2 separate regions of the Homo sapiens genome follow, and region 1 is linked to region 2. Evidence: chromatin contacts called from ENCODE Hi-C data. All regions are on one chromosome and are shown on one strand. Each heading gives the region's core, a stretch centred on a gene start or an enhancer-like site at or near the end of the contact. The rest is flanking DNA. Distances are from core to core; before and after follow the strand shown. Region 1 overlaps KMT2C (lysine methyltransferase 2C). Region 2 overlaps RHEB (Ras homolog, mTORC1 binding).

Region 1 (2,925 bases), core at 363-2,862, 690 kb after region 2:
CCTACAATAGTCTAGGAATTACTTGTAATTAATACCTAAATTATTAGATATACTTAAAATTGTTTAATTTCATTTTTCAAGGTAAACTACTACTTTTTTTAAATCCCCACCATTTACAATGATTTTTGAATTCATTTTAAGTGTTAATAAAGGTTATAAGGAAATAAGGATTTCCACTACCATGGAAGTACATAATAGATATTTCTTGCAATTTGTATTCTTACCTATAAAAACAACTTCAAATGTTTATGCTAGAAATACTTCACCAGGTAAAATTTTAACCCTGTAGCTGAACTTAAGTTTTAATAAAACTTGGAAGAGTAGATGTAAACTAAATACAAAAATAAGACAAGCTCTATCAATTCTGACATGTTACCCAAAGATGAAGCAAGACAACACCTTGGCAGAGAAACATACCTTGTAGATCAACTGAGAATAGTAGTCCGAAACCCCTTCCAGGGTAGCACTGCCAAAAGTTCCTAGAAGTCGATTCCCACTATTAAATTGGCCACTGCCATAAGGAAGAAAGTGCGCAAAGTTCACTCCAATGATTGGTTCCATTAGAGGGAGCAGAGAGAGCTGCTATTAAAAAACACATTTAAGAGTAATGTACATGATAAAAGGAACTCAGTGTAGCTCAACTTTCTAAGACCCGAAGCAACTTTGTTGAATAAGGCTTCAGAAAAATGAGACTTAAAATTTTCAAGTATCAAAATGCTGGAGTAAGTGAGAGAGACTACAGACCTTTGAGACTTAAAAATAAGCTCTGTACTAAATGAATGCTGCCAGGCATCTAACAAGAAAAACATATTTCTTATCTATGCTCAGCAAAAACTGGGGCATCAACTGAGGCTGGGTACCACCAACAGCACTGTTAGCAACTGTCTCCCACCTTCTGTAACAACCACAAAGGTGTAGAACAGAATTCACAATGTGTTTCTTTGGATTCAGAGTCACAACAAAGTACTGAGGACAGATTTTTTTCTTGGTACTGAGGCTACTCCTTATGAACATAAGAAAATCTTGACTATCACCTATCAATCCATTTGTATTACCGTAAATTTCAGATGCCAATAGGATACGGTGCAATTCTGCTTGGAAAAAGTCTACTAGGTTCCTTGTCCAGATGTCTTTTAGCATTTGATCTCTCGTGTCCTTGAATTGTTTGTTTTTTTTTTGTTTTTTTTTTTGAGACACAGTCTCATTCTGTCACCCAGGCTGGAGTGCAGTGGCACAATCTCGGCTCACTGCAACCTCTGCCATCCAGGCTCAAGCAATTCTCGTGCCTCAGCCTCCCAAGTAGCTGGAATTACAGGCGTGTACCACCACGCCCAGTAAATGTTTGTATTTTTCGTAGAGATGAGGTTTTGCCATGTTGGCTAAGCTCATCTAGAACTCATGCCTCAAGTGATCCACCTGCCTCAGCCTCCCAAAGTGCTGGGATTACAGGCATGAGCCACTGCCCCCAGCCTATATCCTTGACTTTTAAAAGAGGCTGCTCTAAATGACTCACCCTCACCTGTTTCAAGTGGGTAAACGTGTCAGTGCTAGAGTACATAGCTTGTTTCTCCTCTTCGTCCTTTTTCCTTTTCTTTGAGCGAGGTGCTGCTTTCTCACCCGTCCTCTGAGTCCGTTTGCTTCGCTGTTTCTTGGTTTCACTTCCTCCATCTGTTTTTGGCAACTGGTTGCCACATCCAAAACCACCTTGCATTTGAGCCCCCAAAGTTTGCTAATGTAATTGGAAAGGGTAAAAAATAAGTGAACAATTTGCATATTTGGTTTTTAGTTCATGCAGTGCCAAGCTATGACGCGTCATCCTAACATGGCACTAAAAGGTATTAAATAAGTAGGGAAGATAGAGTGGTGTCAATGCTGGTTTTCCAAAAACACCATCCTTTTCTTCAAACGTTATTCTCGAGTATGGAAATCAGTAAGCTGCGAAGCTTGAGGAAAGAGCAGAACTCATTAGTAAGGCCACAGCCCTTTCTGGCAAAGCATTACCCCTCATGCTGACCTCCCTGGGGCTGGGGAACCCCTTATTCCTGCTTACTTACTGCAGAAGGGAAGGAAATGCTTGTAGATGGCTATAGGAGCCTCTGCATAGTGGTCTTGGTGAGTTATTTTTGGTTCCCCTTAGGAACTAGTGAAATATGAGGTGTGCTGAAACAATTCACAGGCTCCAGAAAAGCTTTACAGCCTATGCATCTTAGGTGAGAGAACAGATAGCACCAGACAACAATAAAAAGAAAAAACACTGGTTCTTCAAATTAGTTCACAACCGTATTTGACTGAAAAATAATGGCCACATACTTAAAGTCAATGGGAGAGAACGTAGATGATAACAAATAAACCTTTTCTTTATTTTTATCATTACAAAGTGAGAATAAGCCAAGCCCTGAAAAGGCCTTTAAGGGTAGTCCTATCAGTACCTTAAAACACAGGAATATTTTCAGGCTCCATTATTTCTAAATTTAACAGCAGTACTCTGCTATAGACGATTATAGTAGCTGAACTTACTGTAATGAATTCTGCATTGAATCTCTGACGGTTCTGAAAATTAGTTTCCAGTTATATTCTAAATAGTTTAGCGCATGGATGGCAACATTTTTATGTAAAGAGCCAGATGATAAATATTGTAAGCCTCTGTAGGCCATACAGCCCCTGGCATAATTACTCAACTCTGCCCTTGTACTTCAAAAGCAGCCATAAACAATTCATAAATCAATGAGCTTGGCTGCGTTCAAATAAAACTTTTAAAATTCACGGACAAATTTGAATTTTGTATAATTTTTATGTGTCACAAAATACTACTCTTCCTTAGATTTTTTTTCAACCATTTAAAAATGTAAAAGCCATTTTTAGCTCATGGAGGGAGGCGAAAGCAGGCTTAGACTGCTCATCTCCAGGCTAGTTCTGTGGCTCTCA
Region 2 (2,890 bases), core at 372-2,871:
TCTTGACATCAGAACAATAATTAAAATGATACTTCAGTGACTAAATCATCTTAGATTTGACTTTATAAAAGCTACATACCTTTCCATATGCAGGTCTTTCTTATTCCCAACCAACATAATAGGTATTCTATTTGTAAGAAAAAAAAGACAAACCAGTAAGTGCCAGATTGTATTGCTCAGAAGATACTATTAAAAGAAGTTTCTCTAACAAGCAGATAAAATGGTACTACTTACTGTACTTTCCCCACCATATCCAACAATTTGCCATGGATAACTTTAATCACTTCAAAACTATAAAACAAAAAGTATAAATTAGACATCCATTTTAATGTTGAAGTTTTTAAATGTATGTTATGTTGCCAGCTGGAAAAATGTAAAATGTCACAGACTCACCATTTTAACATAACATAAAATGAACACAAAGAACTCCTGTTTTTTCCTAGCAATCCATTCACATGTGCATACATCTGACACTCAGCAACCCTGACTGAGGATATTCAAAGTGAAACAGGTAAGGCATTCAAACGGAAAGCCTACCACTGGGCTGAGAAACCACATAAATGCAAATTTTAATCACCCAACTCATTCAGCAAAGAACCAACTGTTTACATTACAACTTGAACAGCTTTTCCTAGAGTGCCCTAGTACATTCAGCCTGCTCCTGTGTTCTTTCCTAGGTACATACATTCTCTGGGTGATGCCAGTATCTCTTGGCTTTCAATCAGATCAATGAGCCGATGACTCTAGGATGGAGGTGGCTCTCACCGGGAAGGGGATCTGAGATGTCATAATGATCACTTGAAATCTGCCACAGCAGGATTATTTATACCACTGACTGCTGGCAAATGGCCACAAATCATTTTCCACCCTCCCCCAAAAAACCCATGCAAACATCTGCCAGCACATCACTGGCTCTACTTTCAAATCCTACCTAGAATCTGACGGCTTCTCACTCCCCTCCACTGCTGCCGCTGAGGTGTGAATTCCTGGCCCAAGTCTGCCTGCATCAGTTCCACAGCCCCAACCCTTCCCCGCCACCCCTGCTCAGCACAGCAACCAGAGGACTCTGCTGCAGCAGATGGACGGTGCCTGGTTCAACATCCTCTGATGGGTGGCCATCTTTACTCGGCCCCAGTGACTCTCAAGCCGCAAACTTCTGACCTCGTGATCCGCCTGCCTCGGCCTCCCAAAGTGCTGGGATTACAGGCGTGAGCCACCACACCCAGCCTCAAATGTCACTTCTTACACCTCTTCTGTTTACCCTAAATGACAAATTTCCTTTCCATTTCTTACCCCTTCCGTACTTTATTTTTCTTGGCAGCATGGTCACAGACATCCTATCTCGCATGTGTGTCGTTTTACTGTTTGTCTCCCACACCAGAAATAATAGGTCCGCAAGGGCAGGGATTTGTCTGCTTTGTTCATGATTGCATCACAAGCTTCAGAATAAGTTAGCTTGTTGAATGAATTACACACTGTGCTATTTTAAACGATGTGTGCTGTCATTTGATAAAAACAAAAATGAAATTTAACCCCCCTACAAGCTCGCTGTGGGTCAACAAATGGGATATGGGTGTCCTAAGGACCTGCGGTTGCATTACAGAACCACGGTTTCCTCCGCATGCTGTATTTGCCTATCTTTAAAAGTGTCGCCACTTGGGCAAAAATACAGTACCCTGTCACGTGAGAAACAGCTGAAAGAACTAGGACTGTGTGGCAGGCAGCTTGGAGCCGGCTCCCAGATCTCCTGCTCTCCTAGTGGCCACACTGTGTGTCATCTCCCTGCATGGACCTAGTGACGTGCGTCTAATGAACAGAATATGGCAAAGGTGATGGAATGTCCCTTTTGCGGTTAGGTTATAAAAGACAGTGGCTTGTCATGCAGGAAATTCCCTGGCTCTCTTGTGCACCTGCCCCAATGAAGTGAAGCACCTGGCAAGGAGCAGAGGGCAGCCTCAGGCCAGCGGCCAGCAAGGAACTAAGAAGCTCAGTCCAACAACTTGCAAGAAACTCAACCCTGTCAAGAGCCACGTGAACACGCTGGGAAACATCTTCCCCCAGGCAAGCCTTCAGATGGGACTGCAGCCCCTGCTGATACCCACACTGTGGCTCTGAGAGACTGAAGCAGAGGACACAGCTAGGCCACACCCAGATTCCTGACCCACAAAAACTGTGAGATCATAAATGTGTACTGTTCTAAGTGGCTAAATTTCTTGAGATCACTGATTTTCTGAATCAAACTGGTTGATTCGGAAAGTTTTACTGACGTATTTCTTGGATATTCATAAATATTTGTGTATTCAGCATACAGATTTCTAAAAAACAAAACACCACTCTTCTCATACTCCCTCATGTCTCAAATTTGAGAATGCTGATTAAACTACGAGCTACTAGAAAAAAAAGGCATTATTTAAAACAGCCCCATTTGTTCCCAAACCCACTTATGCCAGTTAAATTCATCATAGTCATAATTTATGTTGCAAACTTTTGAAGTATGTGTAGACAGAGTTTTGTTTGTCTGAAAACTAGAAGTTGAATACTGTGAGTTGATCTACTAAAAACGGTGCTCCTTAATAAGGTGTGCCAAACCAACTGAAAAAGACTGGTGGGGAAAATCACAGCAATCTAAATAGTTGAGGTGTAGACTGTTTCCCAAGCATCTCACTCGGAAGAAACCGAACCAGAAGTCATAATGGACAAATCGTGGATGTAGTCATACTGAACAGCAGTGGGTGAACTCATATTCAAAGATGACAATTTGAAAATTTCACAAGATGAGTGACTGAATGTATATTTATGCTTTAAAACAAAACACTGGAGATTGACATCACCTTTCCGATTTTTTTTCCCTTTAACCAGTGTTGTTTTTTTGTTTTTTTTTTGAGACACA

What was found. Hi-C counts contacts between places; a loop is a spot of excess contacts on that map. Pooled maps may share reads with other maps.
Region 1: a pooled map shows a loop between it and region 2 (7-fold over the local background). The contact joins two enhancer-like sites. A Hi-C loop is called at or near these places in 2 of 37 single-sample maps with no recorded cell type and 4 of 50 pooled maps.

What each region holds. Positions count from the first base shown.
Region 1 is chr7:152,157,344-152,160,268 of GRCh38, forward strand. KMT2C (lysine methyltransferase 2C) reads right to left here. Exons shown (of 59, transcript NM_170606.3): 44 at 1,520-1,729. Among named protein-coding and RNA genes, the nearest start is that of GALNT11, 130 kb to the left of the region's middle. RefSeq lists an enhancer at 1,619-1,678. Within about 2 kb of position 1,613, at least 5 of the 41 ENCODE cell types and tissues checked have a DNase peak (open chromatin) inside an H3K27ac peak, as active enhancers do.
Region 2 is chr7:151,471,315-151,474,204 of GRCh38, forward strand. RHEB (Ras homolog, mTORC1 binding) reads right to left here. Exons shown (of 8, transcript NM_005614.4): 5 at 235-291; 6 at 80-127. Among named protein-coding and RNA genes, the nearest start is that of CRYGN, 33 kb to the left of the region's middle. RefSeq lists a silencer at 482-531 and an enhancer at 1,752-2,011. Within about 2 kb of position 1,622, at least 5 of the 41 ENCODE cell types and tissues checked have a DNase peak (open chromatin) inside an H3K27ac peak, as active enhancers do.